3 separate regions of the Mus musculus genome follow, and all the other regions are linked to region 2. Evidence: chromatin loops called from intact Hi-C (ENCODE). Cell type or tissue: left cerebral cortex. All regions are shown on one strand.

Region 1 (8,000 bases), 260 kb before region 2:
TATCCTTTACGTTGGGGTGAACCCAGAGCCTCTCACAAGCCAAGCCAAGTGTTTTTCTCACGAGTATCCCCACCTCTATTTGCTTCTTCTATGCTGTCCAAGTTAGGTTCAAACTTACGATTCTCCAAGTAACTGGGACTAGAGAGCTATATACCACTGTGTCCACATTTTGTTTGTTTTGTTTTGTTTTTTGAGACGGGGTTTCTCTGTGTAGCTCTGGCTGTCCTGGAACTCACTCTGTAGACCAGGATCTGCCTGCCTCTGCCTCCCAAGTGCTGGGATTAAAGGCTTGCACCACCCCTGCCTGGTTTCGTGTCCACATTAATATAATAAAATTAGTCATGAGATCTGTTGTTGTGGCTTTTTTTGTTTGTTTGTTTGTCCTTTTTGCTCTAAGTCCTCAAGTCTAGGGTGGGCTGGGTGTAATAGTGGTACAGACCCAGGATGCCAGGGCTCAGGAGATGACGCAGTGAAACCACCAGTTCAAGGCCAGGCTGGGCTACACAGGGAAACCTTGCTTCACGAACATGGTAAAACAGCAGCAGCAACAACCACCAAACCAAAACCAAACCAAAACCAACAATTCCAGTGTGTGTTTGTGCTACAACGTAATTGCGGCACGGATCAGCTGTATTCAAGGGCTCAGTGGCTTCCCAGGTTCCTGGTTCACAGCGTAGATAGTTTGTGAATCCTCCTGTCATGGTCCAGTTACCCAGACCATCAGAATTCATCTCTGGAGCTGAGAGTGTGCATCTGTGGTGGATAGAGTGCTTGCCTAGCATGTAAGAAACCCCAGCTTTGACTCCCAGCATCTTATATACGGTGGTACATGTTTGCAATCTCCGAATTCCAGAGGTCAGGCTGGTGAATCAAAAAACTCAAGGTATATTATATGAGACCAGAGACTCCTTGGACTACAAGTGGAACTTTCTGTGGTCCAGCTGGATGGACCACAGCTCTGGGAAGGACCCTGGTTGCCGCCGAGTTTAACTTTTATTAAGGAGCAGCAGAGGAGACTAACAGTAAGATGGCCCATATTTCCATGTACAAACGGAAGCCGGGCATTTGTGCTCAGATAGAATTTGCTCTCTCTTCTCTTCTTTCTTCTGTCCCGAGCAGACGCTCAATTAAAATGAAGTAAAAAGCCCAAGCACAAGTGTATGTTGGAGGGAGCACTCCCTGCATGGCCCGTAGGTGCACCTCACTCTGTCACATTGGTTACATAAGGTGAACAGCAGCCTACATGTTCGCCTTTTCGTGTGTGCGCCCGCACCCCCATCTCAACCAGGGGCATCACTCGGGCTTTCCCTGGGTCTGAAATAGTGAGGCATGGAGTGGCAGAGAACACTTTTCCCATCCGACGAGGAGGGCTGGTTAGTGGGTGTTATCCTCTGAGTGCTCTTCTTCCTTAGCACAGCCTCAGGAAAAACCAGTTTTGGAAGCACCACACCTTGGGTCAGATGATGCAACGTGATATTAGCGTCGGGTTGCATCAGCGGTTCTGACGCATGTGCCTTTTACGCCGGCAGAAAGCCGTATAATGGGGCAGGAGAAAGAGAGAGAGACTCGCTGCCTAAAAACCTTTTAAAGGCACCCTCAGCGTTTCTAATTGGCCACACAGGGTGTTGTCGGGAGGATAACCGCCCAACCAGCCACCACCCCCGGACAAGCTCCGGCGTGCCATTTCCTGAAACCCGGACCTGACGGCACACTTAGGCAGAATTCTTTTCTAGTTGGTTCTAATGTTTTATATCAAAGCATCACGGCTTAATCTCTTCAATCTTTTCGAATGCCAGGTCTATTAAGAGGCTTTCAGACGGTGCTTCTAATATCCCTGAAACGCACCAGTTGGTGCTCATTTTCTGAGTTGTTTTACATAAGTGCTTCCACCCAGGCTGGTGACTTTGATCAAATAACTTAGATTTGGTTCTCCAGGATTCTCCGCCTGCCTTCAAACGTTTGGTCCTGTGCACCCTCCCCCCGCCCCCATCCCGCTTCTTGATGTAATTAAGAACGAACTGCAAAGACCCTAGAAACTCTCTCTAGTCAACCAAGGAAGTTGCCAAAAAAGAAACTTTCAGTGTTAACTCGGGCGCTCGAGAGAGAGAGAGAGAAGTAGGAGGATCAGGTTCAATGTCAGCCTGGGCTACACGGTCAGTTTCAGGCCAGCCTGGGCTACATGAGACGGAAACAAAACCCCAAAGAAAAACATTTGTCAGAAGAGAAAGTGACACTGAGATGCAAACCTTCCCCTAGTTCCAACCAAGCCGATCGTGCACGTGGCTTGTCGGGTCCTGTGAGGGGGGCCCTGTCGACTCCTCAGCCTTGACCCCAGCACCTCTGGCCACTTCTCTTCCCGGATTCCTAGACCCTGCACTGTCCCACGGGGTAGGGGAAAGGTTTCCTCTCCCACTTCTGCCAGGTCAGATTCTTTACAATTTTAAAACTCAGCTCTCCCAGGGAACGCCTTCCTTGATCCTGGAACCCGGTAAGTACCATGCTTTCAGTAATTTCTTAATCTTTCCTCTTACTTCGCCTTCCAACTGGGCAGAGATCTTGTTCTCCAGGTCTGTATTCTAAGCTTCTAGCACCTTTGCATCTAGTCTTGCTTGTACTGAGGCGCGGTAAATACGTTTTTAAAATGAAGAAAATTCCCATCACAAGTACTTTCAAGTCCACCTATGCTAATTACTAATTTCATAGTACGTCCCCCAGCTAATTACTAATTTCATACTACACCAAACCTTTATGTAACTTGATCATTCTAACAGCACCCGGCTGCACACTCTGGACGCATCCACGACGTATCAAATCTACCCTGAGTCTGCACAGGAGAAAGTTACTCAAATTGTGTTCATTTTTCATTCCCATCACTCAATTAGGGCACGTCCCTCGCTGGCTGCTGCGTGAGCAAAGCAACTATTTTCCAGCGAGTGTCCTCAGGTGACCTGTCTAGACGCTCAGGGGGAAAAAACAAGAGAATCTGACACTCTCCCGAGCCCCGAAGACGCCTTGTGACGCGCAGGCCGCGCTGCGTGCAAGGGCGTGCGGAGCGCGCAAGCGGCGGGGCCCAGCGGGGCCTGCGGCGTGGCGCCGGGCGTCCGGGACGCAGGCTCGGGTGGGCGGCCCGGCTGGGCGGTGGGGTCCTCCGGCCGGTAGGGGGCGCGCGCACCCGGGGCCCCTCGCCGCCCGCCGCGCGCGCGCTCGCTTGCCGCCCGGCCGCACATGTGTTTCTGTTTTGTGTTGTAGCATTTGTTCTGGAAGCTCGTATTTACATTTTAAGTGTATCTGGTGAGTGGGCTGGAGCCCTCGTCCCGGCCGGGGAGAGAAGAAGCCTTCGACCCCGTCTTTCAGTCGCTTCCCTCCTCGTTTCTCATCACTCCAACCAGGTAGGGGCTGGAAACCGTCTGGGACCAGTTTGCAGGGTCTGGGAAAGTTTTTTTTTTTTCCTCTTTTTTTTTCTCCTCTCCCTCCCCCTTCCCCCCCGAGAAAGGTTAAAAAAAAAAAAAAAGACGCTGGGGAAGGGGGGGTTGGGGGACGGAATGAATAAGAAGGGGAAGGAAGGCGGATCCACGTGGTTTAATCGGAGACAGACAGAGATCCCATTGTTCAAAATCAATAAAAAAAAAAAAAAAAAAAAAAAGCAGACGGGGCGAGCGCCGGGCCGCGGGGGCCGGGCTGGGGCCCCACGAAAGTTCCTCTTTTCGCGCGTGCTCGCAGGTGCTTGGGGCCCGGCCGGGGTACAGGGGGGGGTCCCCGCGTGGCGCGCGGCGTGGGGAGGGGCGAGGGAGCAGCAGGTGGGGCGGCCCACGCCGCGCCGCGCGTCCCCTCCCCCGCCCCGCAGCCCGCCCCGTGTGCATTGTGCGCCCCGTGTGTCTCCCGCAGCCCGGCGACCATGCCCAGGAAGAAGGGGGCGGCCTGGGAGGAGCCGAGTTCGGGCAACGGCACGGCGCGCGCGGGGCCCCGGCGACGCGGCGGCCCCGCGGGCAGGAAGCGCGAGCGGCCCGAGCGCTGCAGCAGCAGCAGCGGCGGCGGCAGCAGCGGCGACGAGGACGGCCCGGAGCTGGACGGGGCCCCCGGCGGCGGCAAGCGCACAGCCAGGCCGGCGACGGCGGGCAAGGCGGCCGGCGCGGCCGCGATCATCACGGAGCCCGAGCACACGAAGGAGCGCGTCGTGAGTGGGGCGGGGGCGGTTGGCGGTTTTGGGGGGGAGGGGCGCCGTGGGGTCACGCCCCGCCCCTCCCCCACGCCGCGCGGGGGAACTCCGGGGAGCCAGTCCCGGGCCGGGGGAGGGGGGGGACCGGGTGTGCGCGGCCACGCGGGGGCTGTCAGTCCCTCCTTCCCCCCCGTGCGTCCACCCCCCTCCTCCCCCCCACCCCCGCGTCTCTTCCTCCCCCCGAGGGGGGAGGGCAGTCCGCGGGGAGCAGCCGGCTCGCGCCGGGGCTTTGAGGTTCCCGCCGCTGCGGCTCGGGCGCCCCGGGGGGGCGGGGCCTGGCGCGCGGCGCGCATGCTCCGTGTTAGCCCGGCGCGGTCGGCCCGGCCGGTGCGCGCGGGGCATGGTGGGGGCCCGCGCGGCGCGGCCGTGAGCGCGCATGCTCCTCGGAGGCCCTCCCCACCCCGGGGCTCCCCTCCCACCCGCGACCCCCCGCGGAGCGGCGCTGGGCTTTGTCTGCCTCGGGTCCTCGCGGCGTGGGGGCCAGTGGGGTCGGTGCTCCCCTGAGGCTCCGGTCTGGGCCGTGGAACTTGAGCTTTCGCGGGGGCGGGGGTGGTGGTGGAGAGGAAGCCCCGCAGAGCCGGGCCCAGGGTCCGCTTGAGTCTCCGCCAGAACTTTGTAAAAGCAAGTTTTCGGTGATACACCCCTCTACCCCCTCCGCCTCTGTGTCCCGGAGATCACGTTCTCTGTTAACTCTAAGAAAGAGATGGAGCTTGACCCTCGGGAGAGTGTTGCCCATGTTCCCAAGGGTGTTCTGCAAAAGGTGGCAAGGGCACACTAAGAGGGGTAGAAGAGTCCTAACCATCTTGCAGTAGAAGAAAGGTTCCCGCTAGGCATGCAGAGGGGCCCTGCATGAGGTAGGCTCGCCAGGTAGACCGGTCTTAGCCAGAGTATTGGAAGGGTAACTCACAAGCTGCTCTATTTATTGCCTAGTGGGTTTGGACAAGGCTAAGAAGTTGGGCATGATAGGGTCTTTTCTCTGCTGCATCGGGTTGTCCTGAAGTTTAGGAAAGCCATGTGGAGTTGGATTATTTTGTGAGTAGGAAAAAAAAAATCAGTAAGACAATGACTGCTCGTAGGGGTGGCAGAGGGAAGGCATTTATTGTGGATTAAACAGAGACACAGGCAGGGACATCAGAGAAGTCTGACCCTTGGGGGGAGTGAGGATAGGAACCAGGTGCAGGAGCCGCCCGAGTAAAAGAGGGGACCAAAATGGTCGGGTTATATAGAGAAGAGTAGGTAGGGGGAGAGGGTAGCTTAGCCTGTGGGCTGGATTAAGTTTAGGGTAAGGGGCGGGGGTATATCTGCCTGGAGTGTCCGGTAACAGGTACTGTGAGGGATGCCGGGAGATCCTAGTTACCAGTTCTGCTTTGATATGTTAAATAGTCCCCTCCGCTCTTTGTCCTGGTTTTGAGACTTCTGCCAGGGCCTGGTGAGTTCCAGGGTCTGCAGGCTGTTAACCCTCTCAGGGATGCACGTGAGTGGAGTGGAGGAGGGGCTCAGAGGCCTCTATCTCCAAGGGTCTTGTATCAGAATTGGCACCTTGTGTGCTATGAGGAGATGCCATGTCTGAGAGGAGGCAGTCCCCTGTAGTTTGTGCTTGTTCTGTGTGTACAGCTAACTTCCCATATCTGTGTAGAACCGGAGCTTAAAAAGGGCTTTGTGTCCATCCCCTTAAAGCTAGGGGGACTATCACTGTAGAACCGACCCCTCAGTGGTCAGTTAGGGGGTGGTTGGATAAGTGAACCCAGGGGCCTCTGGGGACTTAACTTTCTCGCTGTTACACCTGGGAAGTGTGTGCTTCCAGCTTCTGCCCCTGTTAGGGTCAGGTTGAGTTTGGTTCAAGGTCAAGAACACAGCCTTGCAGCCTAGGCTGGCAGACTGCCCAGTGTCTCTGGCCTAAGGGCTGTGGTCTCCCTCTGCTAGGCAGACACAGGACTGTCTCTGCAGTCGGCCACTATCCTGGATATTTCAGAAAGCTACTTAACTCGGCAGAGACCAGCCTCTCCCCTGAGGGAGGCTCCTCTGCCAGTGTCTGGGCCTCCTGCCTTCACTTTTCCCTTACCTTGAACTTGAAGTTGTCTTGGGCTTGGGAAGATGAGCCATGTGTTCTGTTGAGTTGTCCTGCTAGAGTTAGGTGGGTTAGGAAAATCAAACAGTAGTCCTTAAGAGTCGATGTGTGGAAAACGAGCCTTCAGTCTTGTCCTATGATATTCAAGGACCTGAGGCTCAGGCGCAGGCATCCAGCTCTGTGTGTTAAATCGGGGTTGCTAGGGTTTCACGGACCCTGCAACATAGTGTTGGTTCTTAGTGCAGTGGGAGGAGGGTTGGTAGGGATGGTTGTTGCCAGCCTCTTGCTCCCTGGTTCTCCTAGTCCCTGAGCATCAGTCTCCTAAATGGATGTGTTTAAAGGTGGACTCTCGGCCTCACTCAGGGAGTGTATGTACTTGGGTGGTAAGTCAGAAACTGCGGTGGCCAGGAAGCCCCCGTTTGCTGATTGGAGACACTTGGTGCATTTTCTGCCTTGGCCACTCATCTGCATTCAGGTCACATTCAGGTGACCTGTCCTGGAGAGGTAGCTAGGTGAGGTTGAGTTCACCCGACCTGGACTGTTGGTTGGGGTACAAGTGTAGGCTGTCAGACAGATGCAGTCATGTCCAGGCTGAGTTAGCCCCGGAGAGCAGGAAGACCTCTGCTTGCTTTTTCCCCTCCCTCCCTCCCTCCACCTGTCCATTCCTCCGTCCTTTTGATGCTGGGGACTGAACCCAGGGCTAAGCACAAGCTCTTGCACTGAGCCCCCATTTGTTCACTGGGATGGCCTCTCCCCCCATTAAGGCCAGCAGGCTTATGGGATATGTTGTTGATAGTCTGTGGATGAGGGGTTTGTTTGGACAGGGGCTTGACTGAAAGTGAGTTGAATCGCACTAATTAAAACTTTGTATTCCATAAGGAGGGGAGAGTAAGTAAGCTGTAGAGGGGTGAACAGTTGAGTTAATAGCAAACGGGGTGTAGGTGCTCGCAGTGGATACGGTGAGCTGTGAGAATGGGGTTTGTGATGGAGAAGCTGGGGCCAGGGTAGCAGTTAGTGTTCTTGGGAAGCCAGGCAAGGTTGTCCACAGGTCTCTTTTTCCGAAGGGTGGGACTTTCGAGTCCCTGTCTATCAGCCATCGCGAGTTTGAGGAGCCACAGGGATGGCAGTGGATATTGGCTACCAGCATTCTGCACCCTGCATCCTGCCCAAGCCCGTGGCCTGGTGGCGCTCTGGGATCGGAGTGACCACATCTCGGTGTTGGTGAAGGTCGAGCTTGGGAACCTCCCAGCTTCTCTCCCCTCAGAACCTGCTAGCGCAGCGCTGTTGGGCCTGGGCTTGTGCTGGTTTTGAGGCCTCTCCCCTATGTTTCTGGGGCCCCTTCAAAGTGCAGACCTGAAGAGTAGAGTGAATGTATGTGTCCGTGCACAAGTAAGTGTTGGCCCTACTGCGGGCCCAGTGCCATGGGCTGAGCCTGGTAGGATATTCCAGCCCCACCTGCCCTTCAACAAAGGAGAAGGAAGGGAAAGTAGGCTTCCATCCCGTTCAGGTAACTTGAGTCTGGCCCCACACCCCACAGGAGGTCTGAATAATTGAACTGGGTGGCTACTCCATCCTTGTGAGGCCTGGGTTGGCCAGGCAGGTCCTGAAGCTTGATCCTGGCCTCTGCCTTTTGGACCTGACTGGAAGTAGGGGACACCGGGGAGATCAGGTCCCACCCCACCCCCACCCCCCCAAAAAAGTGTGCCTGCTGGGGAC
Region 2 (8,000 bases):
CTCAGACTCCAGAGGTCACCTTAGGAACATAGGAAGCCCAGTGGGCATGCGCCCTACGGGCCGCTGCTGCACACACGCACTTCCTGTACATTGGCTCGGAGAAACCGGAAGCGGCCTTCCACTCGTTGGCGCTTAGGCGGCTAGCGGTCCTCAGGGTGAGAGGCCGGCTTCCCACCGCGGTGTTCGACGGGATGCCGGAGGGGAAGGGGTGGGGCTGACGTCAGGAGCCAAAATGGCGGCGACGGTCGGGGTCTCCTTGAAGCGCGGCTTCCCGGCTGCCGTTCTCGGCAGAGTCGGCCTGCAGGTGAGCCCGGGAGCCGTGGTTCAGTGGGGAGCCGTGCCCGTCACCGAGGCTGCCTGGGTAGAGAGGCCGCGGAGAGGCGGAAGGAGCCCGGGTCCAGGCCTCGGGGGAGGACTTAACCCGGCATCCTGCTCTTGAGCATCCTTTCAGACAGCCATTCCGCGCTTCTCCATCACCGGAGAGAGAGGCGCGGCCGGGAGGAGGTTGGAAGAGAGAACAGAAAGACAGAGGTCTGGGAGGAGGACAGGGAGAGGTCAAGGTCATAGGATGAGCGACCTGTGGTCGGGACCCAGAATCAAATCCTGCTAGTTGTACTCCGCCAGGCTTGTGTGAAAGGGAGGCCTGCGGGGTGTCTGGGGTGGGACCCGGGAGGCCAGGTCGCACCTCCAGGTTAGGCTGGTCTGGATCGGTCAGGTCGGAGGGCGGTGGACTCTGCAAGGCAATGCACTTGACCCGCAGAGGAAGGGAGACATGAAAGAAAGCGACCCCGACCCCTTGAAAGATCCGTACTGTGGAAGTCTGCAGGCAAGACCCGGTTCCCTGAAGCGTGCTTATTCAGGGGTGTGTAGCGGCACTGATCTCATACCGCTGGCATGGGATGACAGGCAGAGCCTGGAGCTGCTTTTGTTAATAATTCTGTAGTAGCTCTGTCATAGGTCTCCCCACACGCCCTGTATCCTCGGGAGCTGCACAGTAGAAGCATTTAGAAAGGCGAGAAAAACTGCCTCTCCTTACTTTACAGATACCATTCAGTCCTCCTCTGGGCTTCTGGATAGTCCTTCACAGGCGGACAACAGGAACTCCCATTTTGTTTTGGGGGGTTTTGTTGGTTTTTTTTTTTTTTTTTTTTAGATTTGTGTGTGTGTGTATGAGTGTGTGCTTTCATGTATATGCACCATGTGCCCGTGGAGAAAAGAGAGCTGTATTTCCTGAACTGGAGTCACAGGTGGTTATCAGCCGCCATATGCGTGCAGGGAACTGAACTCTGCTCCTTCCAAAGTGCTAAGATGAATCTCCACCCTGTGATAATTTTAGTGTTGTTTTGGTTAGGTTTTGACTTTTCGGACAGTGTCTTTATGCAACCCTGGCTGGCCTGGAACTCAGAGATTCTCCGGCTTCAGCCTTCTGGGTGCTGGGATTAAAGGTGTGAGCCACCACCACCACCCGACTTGTGCATCCCTTTGCATGCACACCTATCACACCAGCACTCCAAAGGCTGATGCAGCAAGATCAGGAGTTTAAGGACATCCTCAGCCCCACACGGAATCCAAGGCCAACCTGGGCTACTTGGGACCCTGTCTCAACAAAAACAGACAGTGCCTTACCAGAGCCTCAGGCTGGTGTCCCAGATATTCAGTTAATGATTCTGTTTTTGTTGTTGAGAATGTTATGCATGAGTACTGTATTTAAATAATTTCCACCCCCTCTCTCCTCCCATGCCTCCCCTCCCTTTCACACTCATGACTTCTTTAATTATCATTGCTAAATATATACATACACAATCTCTTAAGTGCATTTAGTGTTCCTTATGCATGACGAGTTTAGGGCTGAGAACATGGGATGAATAATCACAACACCAGTCCGTGCCAAGGGGAATGGGAGAAATTTCACAAGGCCCCACCCCTAGTTGAAGAGCTGCAGCAATCAGTGGCTAACAAAGGGGGTGTGTCGGTTTGGGGGAGGAGCCACATGATAGGTTGTCCAGTTAATGGTTCTTGGTGACCTTGTTCTTCAGCCTCTTTCCTCGTTGCTGAGGCAGCAGTTGAGTTGTAAGAGCCCTGCTGTAAGGGGTGACTTCTCAGGCTCAGGCTGGGCTTTCTGAGTGTAGAAGAGGCTGGCTTCAAAGGTCGGACTCTGGTAGGATTTCAGGAGAGGCCTTTGCCTACTTTCCAGAGGCCTCCTGTCTGTGGGAATGCATATTTGTGCTCAAACAGCGCCATCCTCAGTTCTGGTTCTCAGTCCTGTGATGTGCACCTCTGGACTGCAGTCCTGCCTGTGGGAGTTTAGCTGCACTCGGTTAACTACCAGTAGCATCCTTATTTCTCCGTCTGGACTATGAACTCCAGGAGGGCAGACGCCTGGAATGCCCGCCTGCAGTCAGAACAATACAAATACATATATAAGCCAGTGTTGAAAAGCACAGATCGGGGCTGGAGAGATGGCTCAGAGGTTAAGAGCACTGACTGCTTTTCCGAAGGTCCTAAGTTCAAATCCCAACAACCACATGGTGGCTCACAACCATCTTTAAAGAGATCGGATGCCCTCTTCTGGTGTGTCTGAAGACAGCTACAGTGTACTTAGATATAATAATAAGTAAATCTTTAAAAAAAAAAAAAAGAAAGAAAAGCACAGATCATTTCCTGAGCTGTGCCAGCAGTTTGGCTTGCTCCTTGTGAAGTAGGTATCGGCTCCACCCTCCCCTTTGCAAAGGGGAAAGTGGGACCAGACTGGCTAAGCGATTCTCTAAAGAAAACACAGCTCAAAGGTAACAGGGCTGGATTGGAAGCAAACACACTAACACACTTCAGATACAAGCTTGCCCCTTGAGTCTGTGTGGGTTTGGCTTCATGCTGCCTTTGCCTTCCTGCCTTCGCCCACCTTCCCTCTTGGTGGCTGTGTCATCTGTCTAGCTTCAGGCCCACCCCTGAAGAAGCTAGAGGAAGTTCGTCTCCTCGCAGATTGTCTAGAGATGTTCTTCCCACATAGCACGCTCACTAGAGTCATAGATTGAGCTGCAGATGTGTTCAGTCTCCACTCCCATGGGGAACTTGGCACATAAGTTGCTGGACAAGGAGGGAGGGAAAGAAGGAAGTCTCACACTTTGGCCCATCTCCCTGTCTGCACAGTCTTTTTTTTTTTTTAAAGCAAAAGTTTATTAGGAAAAACTCCGAGAGCCAAGGAGATGACTCTGTGCATGTTGGTCAGGCCTGATGACCAGAGCCCCGCCCCCAGAGCCCACATGAAGGCAGAAGGAGGGACCCTACTGCAAAGTGTTCTTCTGCCCTCCACACGAGCGCATCCTCACCTCTGACATCATGCACACAATCGGAATAAATATGGTTTTGTTTCAAACAAAAGTTTTAATATAGATTTAGGCACACACATTAGGGGAGAGGACAAAAACTGCGAGGGGACACAGGCTTCTCATGGGGTTACTCATATTCCCCTTCCTAATACTGGGCAGCACTGAGGTTCCTGTGAGCTGCTGTTCTGCATCTAATGTCAGTGTGCACGATGCTACACAGCATCCATTAGGGAAGAATCGCAATACGGATGCATGTGGTCGTAATTACCTGGAGAGTCCAGAAGAGGGCGCAGGATGTGTCTGTATTATCCCCAGCACCTGCATAAACCAGGCATTGTAGGCCATCCCTGCTGACCCAGCATGGGGGTGCAGAGGCAGGAGGATGGGGCTTCATGGCCATCGGCTCAGGGTCATTGTCCCCGGCTGTCTGACTCACATGGCAGAGACTTGGTTTTGCTGAGATGCAGTGGAACACAGCAGAACTTGTTTGTTCCCTAATTTGATTTGTGTTCAGACATTCTTCATCTTGTTTTCTTCACCAGGTTTCCTCAGTGTGAGCTTTCACTGGGTTTGGGAGGAGTGCTTTCTTTTGAAATGCATGGTCTTAGCCTCCTCTGGCCTCAACTGCATGATCCTGCCTTCACCTCCCAAGTGTTTTTCGAGAGTCCTGTGCCAGTTTGAAAATGTTACCATGTTGGGTTTTTGGTTTGGTTTGGTTTGGTTTTGGTTTTGGTTTTGGTTTTTAGACAAGGTTTCTCTGTGTAGCCCTGGCTGTCCTGGAACTTGCTCTGTAGATCAAGCTGGCCTCAAACTCAAGAGATCCACTTGCCTCTGTCTCCCAAGTGCTGGGATTAAAAGGATGCACCACCACCCTAGCTGTCATGTTGGGATTCTTTACAAATACTTAATGCTGGGCAGTGGTGGTACATACTTTTAATCCCAGCACTTGGGAGGCAGAAGCAGGTGGATTTCTGAGTTCGAGGCCAGCCTGGTCTACAGAGTGAATTCCAGGACAGCCAGGGCTATACAGAGAAACCCTGTCTCGAAAAACCAAAAAAAAAACAAAAAAAACAAAAAACTTTATTCTGTTTGTATGATGAGGGAAGTAGCCCATGCCACTGTGTGGATAGTCAGTCCTGTCTGTCTGTCCATCTTACCTGGCTTCTGGGGATGGAACTCGAGTTTTTAGGCCACCATAGCAATCACTTGACCCTCTGAGCCATCTCACTGGCCATAGCATCCTGTTTTAAAAGCCCAAGTAGCTTTCTGACTGGTTTCTTCAGATCTCATGTAATAAGTCTCCCTTTTAAGTGTCATTATTTCACGTACATACATAATACAATGTTGTCACCACCTTGGTTTAAAGTCGTATAGGCCAGTCGTGTGGCACACACCTGTAATCTCAGCATTTAAAAGGCTGAGGGAGAAAGATTGAAAAGTTTGCGTCCAGCCTGGACTGCATGTGAGACCCTGTATCAACTGATGTTTCATTGTGCTCCATGACTCTCAGGACAAAAGGAACCCACCGCAGTGCTCTCGCCCTCACGTCAGCCTCCCCATCCTAGCAGCCTCACTCCTGCCTTTCCTCCTGCCTACTAACACTCTGCTCATCGGGCTCCAGTTAAACCCTAGGCAGGGCAGCCATGACCCCAGCTCACCTCCTCAGGATCCCTCCATGCACTTTGTCACGCAGGTCCCACCTCACTGTAGGTCACCACAGATAAGTTCTGTGGAGCGAAGGTTCTGTCTGTGTCAGAAATGAAGCTCGGTGTGGTGTCACTACAGTGCAGTGTCACTGCCCCTGGACCCATAGCTGCCATATCATGGGGGATTAACATCTGTTGGGTGTTGATGACCGTGCCTTCCAAGGAAGCTGGATACCAGCGTGTTTGTGCCCAGAAGTGCCATCATCATGCTTGATAAGTGGGGGAGTGCCTTGCAGTTTTTAATCAATCAATCTCTCTCTCCCTCCCTCCCTTTTTGTGGCTTTTTCAAGTTTCAGGCCTGTCGAGGGGCACAGACAGCTGCTGCTGCAGCTCCCAGAATCAAAAAATTTGCCATTTACCGATGGGACCCAGACAAGACTGGAGATAAACCTCGAATGCAGACGTACGAGGTGGATCTGAATAAGTAAGTGTCTGGGCCAGCCAGGCGCTGGCGAAGGAGAGCTTGGGAGGGTTTGCTGGGCTCTCAGTTAGGTCTGGTTTCTGCCATTATTTGCGGTGCTAGGGATTGTGGTGCCTGTGGGGTCATGCCTTTCAGGTCTTGAGAGATGTAAAATCCGATTCCCTTAATGATTGAGATAATCACATGTTTTCTGTCTTTAGAGTCAGTTAGATGTCTCTCAATAACTAGCTTGCGTGAGCGCGCTCGCACGTGCGCTCGCGCTCTCGCTCTCTCTCTCTCTCTCTCTCTCTCTCTCTCTCTCTCCAGTCTTTTGTAGTCCAGGCTTATCTTGAACTCACTATGTAGCTGAGGAAGACCTTGCATTTCTAATCTTCCTCTCTATGCCTCCCCAATTCTGGGGTTACTGGCATGGCTCGTGTGAGCTGCCATACCTGGTGTATGAGGTGCTGAGGTTGAGCCTGTAGCTTCGTGCACCTTGTATGAGTACTAGCTAGCTGTTTTATTAAGGAAAAAATTAAAAATATTGCCAGATAATTAGATGACAAAAATTTTGCAACTCAAACTCAGTAAGATGGGCAGTGGTGGCGTACAGTTTTAAACGCAATGCTTGGGAGACAGAGGTGGGCAGACTTCTGTGAGCTTGAGGCCAGCCTGGTCTTTGTGAGCTCCAGAACAGCCAGGGCTGCGCGGCAAAACTGTCTCAAAAAACAAGCAAACAAAACAGCAGAAGCCCACCTTGGCAATATGTGGCTAAAGTTATAAAATTTAAAAAATATATAAAGCCGTTAAAGAATTAGCTTTAATATAAATGTAAGCAGTGAATTAATCTGACAGCTGTATTTCTTTACTTTATGCTCTTCCCCATTAGCCACACAGAGAAACCAGTGTAATTCAAGCTACACCTCAATAGCTGAGCAGTTAACTGATCTACCTTGGCCTCCTATGCTAATCCGGCTCCCTCCCAGCCCCGCCCTGTGACACCTGCATAGTATTACTGACCTGGCTCTTCGGGCTCCAGGAGTGTTTTCAGGGCCTCTCTAAACCCCTTCCTTATGGCTCAAATCCTCCATTCTCCTTGAAGATCCGAATCCCCCCCACCTCCCCCCCCTCTTACTCCCTCTCCCTCCCTCCCTTCCTCCTCCTTCCCTACCCCCCATGTGAGGATTGATCCAGATATGAGGGCCGAGAACTCAGCATTTGAATAGCACAAGGGTAAACTTTATGCAGTGTAGATAAACATCTTGCCTTCCTGAGGCCTTCCTGTTCCCTCTTGGTAATGATAGAGATGGCTTTCCTCAGTGTGACCCCAGGGAGTGTGGGATGACTGTTGGCACTGGAGAGAGCCTGGCCTTGAGAACAGGGACTCGGCGAGCGGGCTGCATGGTTCTCCGTGAGGTCAGGCCCTAACCTCATAGCAGCAGAAAGATTGAAACTCTGGGAAGCAGAGCACATGACGAGCATGGGGCCTGAGCCATCTCTCCAGCCTGAGTCAGGACACACTCCAGTTTTAGATTACCCTGGAACACAAGAAGAAACGGCCTAAACCTGGCGGTGGTGGCACACGCCTTTAATCCCAGCACTCGGGAGGCAGGGGCAGGCGGATTTCTGAGTTCAAGGCCAGCCTGGTCTACAAAGTGAGTTCCAGGACAGCCAGGGCTACACAGAGAAACCCTGTCTCAAAAAAAAAAAAAACAAAAAAACAAAAAAAAAAAAACAAAAAAAGAAGAAGAAACGGCTTAAAACCAGTCATCTAAGACTTTACCTTAAGGAGGTGGGAAGGAGGTTGGAGATACAGCTCAGTCTGAGTGGGGCTTAGCCTACAGGAGGCCCCAGCGCCACAGAAACAGAATGAAGTCAGAGCCAGGCACAGCTGCGTGCGCCCGGCATCCCAGCTGCTGAGTCCAAGGTAGAGCCGGCAGGTGTGAGGCCAGCCTAGCAGAGCACGAGGCCTTGTTTAAATGAAGTCAACGAGGCTTAAGACACAGCTCAATAGTACAGTAGTACCAGTTGGCCAGCCTTGTGTAAGGCCCTGGGTTCAAGCCCCAGTATTTAAAGGGGAGAAAAAACCAAAAACAAAAAACAAAGAGGAAAAGAATAGAAGAATAGCAAAGCAAATCCAAAGAAAACATAATAAAGTTAACAGAAAAGGCCAGAAATGAGGATACACAGCACAGCAGGGGTGACTTCTGCTGTAGGATTTAGGAAGCCAGCAGCCTGTGTAATAGCAAGTCAAAGCCAGCCCAAGCTGTCATCAGACCTTGTCTTAAAAGAAAGGAAGGAAAGAAGGAAGAAAAGAAAGAGAAAGAGAGTGGGTGCTGGGATGAGGCTTGCTTAGTACACATGAGCCCTTGGCTCTTAGTTCTAGCACTACAGTAAAACAGCAAGATAAAAATCCCACTACCGGTGCAGGAGAGATGGCTCAGTGGTTAAGAGCACTGACTGCTCTTCCAAAGCTCCTGAGTTCAAATCCCAGCAACTACATGGTGGCTCACACCCATGAGATCTGACGCCCTCTTCTGGTGTGTCTGAAGACAGCTACAGTGTATT
Region 3 (8,000 bases), 65 kb after region 2:
AGCCCCTCTAGTGAGCACAGCACCTTCCTCTCACCAAATCTCGCGACTGACAGAGAAGTATGCAGAAGCACAGAGAGCGAGTGACCGACCACCAGGAGACCTGGTGGCTGTGTGACATTGGGCAGATGCCTTGACCTTTCTGAGCCTGTCTGGTTATCCTGGTAAAATGGGGCTCACATTACCTACCTCGTGCGCAGGCTGTGGGAGAATCAAGCAAGGCTGTCTTCAGAGCCTCCCCACCACCTTTTGGCGATCTGCACACATTGGGTCTACAGTTCTTTCAGTTGTTAGTACTAATACAACTGAGAGGGTCTCACTCTGGAGGGAAGTCAGGCCTGCAGTGACCCACCCTCCTCTGGCCAGCCCACCCTCCTGCCCAGTTACCTCCTGTTTCAGGGCTTCCAGGCTGCTCTCGCCTTTCAGCAACCTCTGCCGTAGGCCCAGGGCCTCTCGCCTGCTCTCCTTCTCCGTCCGCTCACCCAGGGCCAAGCGGCCCTGCAGGTCTGCCAGCTCCCGGCCCAGCCTGCCATTGTCACTGTCCAGTGTCTTCATCTGTGAACCAGAACAGGCAGGGAGGCCCTGCAGGTCTGCCCAGTCCTGGCCAGCAGGCTCCAGGACAGACTGACCTAGGACACAGGCGTCACCTTAACTCCCCGCCCATGCCCACGGGAGCCTGCCCTGGTGAACTCGCAGAGCTCAGGTCACTCATTGGGTGGGTTGGGGAGGGGCAACAGCTCCAAGAGGTTGAGTTGACATCCAACTGCTTGAGTGACTACAGCCGGGAACTATAGCTCCCAGAATCTCTGTTCCCTGCTACAGAGGCAGCCACAGAGTGCTCGTGTGCCTAGCTGGTCCACACACCTACACCAACCGAGCCGACCTTCATTTGTCCCTGTGAGCTTAACCTGATAGAATGGAAGAGACGAGGCCAGGGTGTTGGAATGACTTGCCTACTACACAGCCCACAAGCAGCAGACGGGGAACATGAGGGTCTATTCTAAGTCTGTTTCCTCCTAGGAGCAGATGGGGCAGGGTCCACTCACCCACAGAACTATAGCAGGGCGGGACCAACCAGGGAGCCTTCACACCGCCCCAGCCAGAGCCTAACACAGGCAGTCCTCCTGAGGGCCCTGGGCGAGCGGCCTAGGTGGGAAGGTGTCATTTCCAGGAGGACCATCTACCTCAGAGCATCAGTCTCTGGCTACCACACACTGCCTCCAGAGGCCAGGGAGACTGGGTTCTCTGAGTGTCAGTCTCTGGCTATCACATGCTGCCTCCACTGAGGCCAGGGAGACTGGGTCCTTTCCTTAGGCCTTCTAGAATGGGGAAGCCTGAACTTTCCAGTGTTGACTGAGCCTTGCTGGTGACAGGGGGAGATCAAGTCAGAGGTGAGCTCGGCACAGCACGCAGACAAGTTGAGCTATCTCCTGTCTCTGCTAAGGCAAGGATGGCTCTCCAGATCCTTTTCAAATGGTACAAAATGGCTGGGACAAAACAAAATGAAACAGAACCAGAGAGGAAACAGTATTTCCTGACACATGATAATCCCATGAAGTTCACAGTCTGGCTGGAGCACACTGCACACGTTCATGTTCCGTGCGTGTGTGTGTGTGTGTGTGTGTGTGTGTCTCCCATCTTGTGCTGGGAATCAAACACAAAGTTTGCACATGCTGAGCAACACCCTGCTACAGAGCTGAACCCCCAGCCTCTTATGGATATTTTCCTTTTTAAAAATTTTACGATGTTATTTTTACATGTATGAGTGTTTTGCCTGCATGTCCATTTGTGTACCATATGTGCCTGTGGAGGTCAGAAGAGAGTACTGGATGCCCTGGGACTGCAGTTACAGACACATAACTGCCATGTAGATGCTGGGAACCAAACCCAGGTTAGGAACAGCAAGCTCTCTTAACTACTGAGCCATTTCTTCAGCCCCGACTTTCATGTCTTGGCAGTTCTATGTTGCAAAGGCAGGGCTGCATGCTTTCGGCAAGTGTTCTTACTGAGCTGGTGAGATTTTACTTTGTATTTTGAACAGAGTCTCAGTAAGTTGACACTGCTCTTGGACCAGTCTTAAGACCCAGGCAGGCCTTGAACCTACGACCCTCCGGTCTCAGTGTCCATAGTAGCTGGGATTACATGCCCCACCATGTGCGGGTAATCTTACAACACTAAGGTAGGTAGAGATGGAGACAGCACACGGCCTGTAAAAGTAAGTACTGAGCTCTAGGTCAGCTTGCTTGCTTGGCCCAGCTCCTGGGAGCTGGTCTTTTACTGGTCAGGCTTCTTTAAAACTGGACAAGATGCTAGGGCTCCCTCTAGGGACACTTAAGTCTGAATATGAGCCAGGGCACAGAGGTTCACAGGTAGAGGATCCCTCAAAGCCTGCAGTAACCCCGGTCAAAACCCACTGGTTCATCAGGTTAGACATTTGGTGCAACCACTACTTTGGTCTGCTGGTGTATGTGGGGCCAGGGTATTGCGTCTCCCCAGAAAAAGTCAATCACATATTCATGAAGGCCAAGGGCAGGTAAAAGATTTTGCTTTTACACACAGTAGAACTGGTCTCCTGAAATGGGTGCTGCTGGCCAGAGCCTGTGGAAGGGCAGAAGCCAGGGATGTACCTGTCGCCTAAGCTCCTGCAGCTCACGTCGAGCCTCCAGCCGGGATCGCTCCACCTCCTGCAGCGAGGCCCGCAGCTCTCCAGCCTCCTTGGCTACAGACACTCGAGCCTCTTCCAGGAGGGCCAACTTCTGCTCCTTGTCCTCATTGGCAAGCTTCAGGCTGCAAGGCAGAGGCTGTTCTGGGACAGTAGTTCTGTGCCCAAGGCTTGCCCTGGGTCTGAGTTGGTCTGGCCCCGAGATAGCCTAAGCACCTGCCCATATGACAATCCTTGCACTGACATAGTGCGGCTCGGGAACAACCTTGGGAGGAAGAGAGGCACACCAGTGTCTCTGGTGGGGGTTCAGTTTCCAGGGTGACCGACACAGGGGAGGCCTGAGTGTGACCCAATCTCTCTGCTGCCACCTGTCCACTCTCTGTGGTAGGCGGCACCATCTACATGATTCCCTAACCATGGGGTGAAGTGAGGTCCGGGCCAAGGTTCAGTTAGAGCAGTGGTTCTCTCTCTACCTGTGGGTCACAAACCCTTTGCGGGATGAAGGAGAAGTCATATATCAGATACAATCTGCCTATCAGATATCTACATTACAATTCATAGCAGTAGCAAAACTACAGTTATAAGGTAGCAGTGTAAATGACTTTATGGTTGGGGTCACCACACCATGAAGAGTGTATTAAAGGTCACAGCCTTAGGAAGGCTGAGGGCCACTGAGTTAGAGAATGGGGCACGGGAAGCAGGCAGTCCCTTGCCGCTCTCACCTGATGCGCTCACTCTCCGCCTTCTTCACTGCAGACCTCAGCTCCTCGTTGGACCGCCGCAGGGCCTCCCGCTCCTTGGCGCCCTCACTCAGGCTGCGCCGCAGCTCACTAGCCTCTTGGCGATGGGCTTCGGAGCTGTCCTGACTGTCCCGACCCTTACGCTGAGCCTCCAGCAGCTCCCGCCGCAGCCCATCGCGGGTGTCCTCCAACACACGCAGCTGAGTCCTCAGCTCTTCTGCCTGTGCGTCCAGAAAATGGGGTCAGGGCCTCTCAGGCTAGGACCATGGCAGAGAGGGGCCAGTAGGCCACCTCCCTCCCTGGCTAGAGGATATCGTGGTCCCAACACTGCCCCATTGATCTATGGTGAGTGGCTGACCTAAGTTACGGTAGGTACGGGACAAGGTATGCTGGGCTCAGCAGTGCCTGAACTTGACATGAGTCCCCCAATGCAAACATCAGGTGCCTAATGACTGTTTACAGCCCCCTCTCTGAGGTAACCACTGTCTGTCCTCACGCAGGCAGGAGGACTCCCAGAACCAGCCCCAGCATACACGCAGCAGCCCTCAGTGATGCCAGGACAGTAGCGTCAGTTCACCTCCCGCATGCAGGCCTCCCGCTGCCGGCCCAGGTTCCCCGTCCGTTCCTCCAGCTCTTTCACCGTCTGGGCATGGGCGGCAGTGGCTTCCTCCAGCTGGGCCCGGAGGTCTCGAAGTTCAGATGTCAGGGCGTTCAGTGTGTTCTGAAGTGACCAAGATCCTCACGCTTATTCCTGACGTGGCCCCCAACACCCACCCCGCTGCACTGCTCAACCCCAGGACTAGCCCTCCCAGGGGCCTACCAAACCTCGGTGCCTTCCTTGAAGCTCACCTCTCTATACTAGTAGTCTCACCAAGGTGGAGCTGGTGGCCACCTCCTTCAGTTGGGGGTCCTGAAGGAAGGGCTGGACCTTCCACACAACCTGGCAGCATCTCCAGGCCCTCCACTCTAACAAGCCCCTTCAAGCCATGCTGGTTTCCCCTTGGTCACAGGCCCAGCTGGGCTGCCTACCTACCCGGTCCTGTTCCTGCCGGCTCTGGGCATCTCGCTTCTGCCGTTCCATCTCCAGAGAGATGGCAGCCAGACTGTGCCGAGTTCCCATCAACTTCTCCGACAGCGCCGTCTTCTCGGACTCCTTCAGGGACAAGGCCTAGGCAGAGGCAAGGATGACAGGCCTTAGGGTGTGGCTGGGCCTTTCTCCTAGCCTTCCGCTGGTGCTGGCTCGCAACAATGGCCCACCACTGGAGGACGAAGGGCAGAGGCGCCTGCTAAGGAACAGCAGCAGAACCCGGGTGTGGACATGATCTACAGATCTAACTGATGCTTCAACTTCCCCCCTGGAGGTGAAGACTTCCTTGAGTCTCAGTTACAGATGAGAAAGCTGTAGCTCAGGGGGAATGTGATTTGCCCAGGGCGACAAAGCAGGAGATAATCAAGTCTGACCTGCTCCATTACCTTACAGAAAACCAAGAATTAACAATTTGGAAGGATCAGCAAGTGCCTATGGGCACAGCCCAGTCAGAGGCATCCAGCCTGAGGCAAGCGGAGGCAGGAGACCGGAAGACAGCATGCCCTGTGCCACCTGTCACTGTCACTGTGCTAGGCCTCCAACTCTCCTGCCCTGCAGTGAGAGCTGAGACCCCGGAAGAACCTGGCTGCTTCCTGCACTCCTAGCTGCTGGGTGGGGGTGCGCTGGGCAGAGGGGGAGAGCCCCAGAGCTGTCCCACTACTCCCCACCCCCCTCCCCAGCTCACAGACCTGCTGCTTTTCGCTCTCTGCCAGCAGCAGGCCCTCGTCCCGCTCCTGCTGCAGCGCGGCAATCTCCTTGCTCAGCTCCTCCTTCTCGGCCTCCATCCGTGCCAGCAGCTCCTCTCGCTCCTGCTGCAGCTGGCCCTGCAGCTGGGCCCGCTCTGCCTGAAGCTCCCGCCATGCAGCCTCCTGAGGGCCAGAGCAGGGCTATGTGACACACTAGGAGGGGCCCACAAGGTTCCTTGCAGACGTCGGGTCAGAAGAAGGCACAAACACCCCAGAGCTAAGAGCCGTGCCACCAGGTCACTGCAGGGCAGGGCACTGGAAGCTGTGCTGAGGTCACCTCAGGTCTGTGAAGACAACAGGGAACCCCAGTGGCCTGGGATGAGAACAGGAATGCCCCTGGGGAGGATGGTCAGCAGCCATCCAGGGAGGGGGAGAACTAGGCCAGCAGTGTAGCCTGGAGGCTGGGACACGGTGACAGTGGGCCAAAGCCACAGGCACAGGCACTGGTCTGACCAGGTGAGCTGTGGCACTGAGGGCTAAGGGGACAATGGGGACCCCCAAGCCCAGGTGATAGACAACCCGAATGTTATTTTTTAAACTTTTAGGTTTATTCATGTGTGTGAATATTTGTCTGCAAGTATGTCTATGCACCATGTGCACGCCTGATGCTTCTGGCGGTTAGAAGATGGCATTGGATTCCCTGGAACTAAAGTTACAGATGGTTGTGAGCCATCGTGTGGATGCTGGAAACCAAAACCAGGTCCTCTAGAAGAGCAGCAAGTGCTCTTAGCTGCTGGGCCATCTCTCCAACTCTGTTCAGACAGCTAGAGGGTTGTGTAGAGGAAATAAGGCTGGATGCAAAAAACCTCTGGGACTCAGACTGTCAGAGAAGCTGAAGAGAATACAGGCTTGTGGGCACTGACAAGGCCAGGAAAGGTGGTGCCAGGGGCCACAGCGCATGGCTCACTGGGAACATGATACAGCCATGGCAAGGACAGCTTTCTCAGGGTGAGGGCACTGCCTGTCTCTGGTGGTGGGTGAGGCCCTTCTTCAGGCGCTGCCCTGCCACCTACTGGCCATATGTGGTAATTTCCACCCAAATCCGTGGAGGTGGGGGACAAGGGAGGCATCTTTTTCACCACTCTATGAGTCCTGCACGGGGACCATAGCTGTTGGAGGCCGCCCTGCCCAGGCTGTTTTTGAAGCCCTGTCCTGGGAAACACTCCGTGCTGGGGATTCTCAAGTAACAGGAACTGCCAGGAAATTTACTAAGCACTTGGTGGCTGCGCTAACCCCTTCACAGGACCCCATAGCAATCTATCCGTTTCTATGGAAGGAAAAATGAAGGCACAAAAACCTTATATGGCATCAGTGGAGTGAGACCAAGGTCAGACTCAAACTCAGGAAATACAAGCTGACTCAAGTGTGCAAGTGACTTCCCTGGCACGCCCTGCCCTGTCAGTCCTGAACCTTATTGATGAAGTAGAAGCTTTCTACTGGACACTTGTTTGTTTTGAAACAAGGCCTCTCGTCATGTAGCCCTGGCTATTCTGGAACTATGTAGACCAGACTGGTCTCGAACTCTAAGATCTGCCTGCCTCTGCTTTCTGGGTGCTAGGATTAAAGGTGTACGCCACCACACCCTGCTTTCTGCTGTATGCTACACCGGCCTTGCTCCAATGACTGTGGGTCTCCATCAGGTTTAGACCTGGTTTGGGGCCTGGAGCTCTATGTATCTGATAAGGACAACCACCCTCACCCCTTATCTTCTCAGCTACCCCCAGCTATATATCCTCATATCTTCTATGGCAGGCATCTGTTTCACAGATATGGAAACTGAGGCAGGGCAAGACAGAGGAGAGCACAGAGACAGGGAGACTCAGAGCCCTGCCCACTCCTCCCCAGGACCAAACCTTCTCATGCTGCAGTCTCTGGAGATCCTCCTCATGGGCTGCCCGCTGCTCCCGCAGAGAGGCCTGTGCCTCCCGCTCGGCTTGCACTAGCTTCTGGGTCATCAGCTCCTTGTCCAAGGCTGCCTTCTCTTCTGTGGATGTTACCTGCTGCCGTAGGCCTGCCAGCTCCCCTGCACAAGAGGGACGGATGGCAGGAAGGCAGGGCTGAGTCACATGTCCCTCTGGACCGGCAGACTTGGGCTGTATGAGCCACACGGGCAAAATCAGGTGAGAACACTTTCGTGGCACCAATGCTGACTTCCTTGAGGGAGTGGCTCACCCCTCTGGGTACCAGTTCCCCACCTGCCTCACGGGCTCACTGGCTCTGCTCTCCTCATGGACAGGGGACAGAATGGCTGGTGAAAAGGGCACCACAGAGAAGAAGGATATCAAAGACACAGTGTCTCTGTCACTGACACGCTTGCTGGGTCAATGCAATCCATATGCCCTAGCACATCACAGTACTTGGCTTGGATGATGCGCCTGGTTAGTTTAACCTCATCCTCGTCAAAGACGATGCTCCAAGACCAGCAACCACTCAAGCTTTATGGAGTGTCTCCACTAGGGACAGTGCCCCTCACTGAGGGACAAAGCAGGAGGCATGTCCCACCTGGACCTGTGTATGTCGCCCAGGTGTGAGCCCAACAGCATTGCCCTCCCTGGGTCTGTGTGACTCTGGAAAGTTGCTTTCCATGACCCCCACAGCTGCTGAGCTACTGTGCTGAGCTGGAAGGACCGAGTACAGAGTGTGGGGCGCGTGCGGGAACCCTGGGCTGGGACCATGGGACTGAGATTCACGACAGCAGCTGATGGAGCCCAGAGTTCTCTAAGGACCTCAGAACCCTCCAGCCTCCCTGATGACGAAGCAGCAGCAGC

Evidence for each region. Hi-C counts contacts between places; a loop is a spot of excess contacts. Peaks named below come from ENCODE experiments on the same cell type or tissue, not always from the same donor. Only the 100,000 strongest peaks of a DNase experiment are listed, where the experiment ranks them.
Region 1: it touches region 2 in a loop (4-fold over the local background); 5 of 42 quality-filtered maps call a loop at or near these places.
Region 3: it touches region 2 in a loop (5-fold over the local background); 21 of 42 quality-filtered maps call a loop at or near these places.

Annotation. Positions count from the first base shown.
Region 1 is chr4:140,698,262-140,706,261 of GRCm38, forward strand. It overlaps Rcc2 (regulator of chromosome condensation 2), which reads left to right and starts at 3,212. Exons shown (of 13, transcript NM_173867.5): 1 at 3,212-3,389; 2 at 3,886-4,174. The coding sequence starts at 3,896. In left cerebral cortex, a CTCF peak has its summit at 3,171 (motif pointing right); DNase peaks (open chromatin) are centred at 1,502, 2,601, 3,113, 3,955 and 1 more place; H3K4me3 peaks cover 4,076 bases; H3K27ac peaks cover 3,425 bases.
Region 2 is chr4:140,961,173-140,969,172 of GRCm38, forward strand. Sdhb (succinate dehydrogenase complex, subunit B, iron sulfur (Ip)) reads left to right here and starts at 99. Exons shown (of 8, transcript NM_023374.4): 1 at 99-304; 2 at 5,323-5,456. The coding sequence starts at 233. In left cerebral cortex, CTCF peaks have their summits at 2,449 and 3,606 (motif pointing right); DNase peaks (open chromatin) are centred at 113, 904, 1,889, 2,945 and 1 more place; H3K4me3 peaks cover 2,569 bases; H3K27ac peaks cover 2,605 bases.
Region 3 is chr4:141,025,717-141,033,716 of GRCm38, forward strand. It overlaps Crocc (ciliary rootlet coiled-coil, rootletin), which reads right to left. Exons shown (of 37, transcript NM_172122.2): 20 at 7,086-7,255; 21 at 5,176-5,355; 22 at 4,433-4,567; 23 at 3,977-4,120; 24 at 3,382-3,620; 25 at 2,625-2,784; 26 at 385-552. Among named protein-coding and RNA genes, the nearest start is that of Mfap2, 19 kb to the left of the region's middle. In left cerebral cortex, a CTCF peak has its summit at 6,247 (motif pointing left); DNase peaks (open chromatin) are centred at 5,360 and 6,229.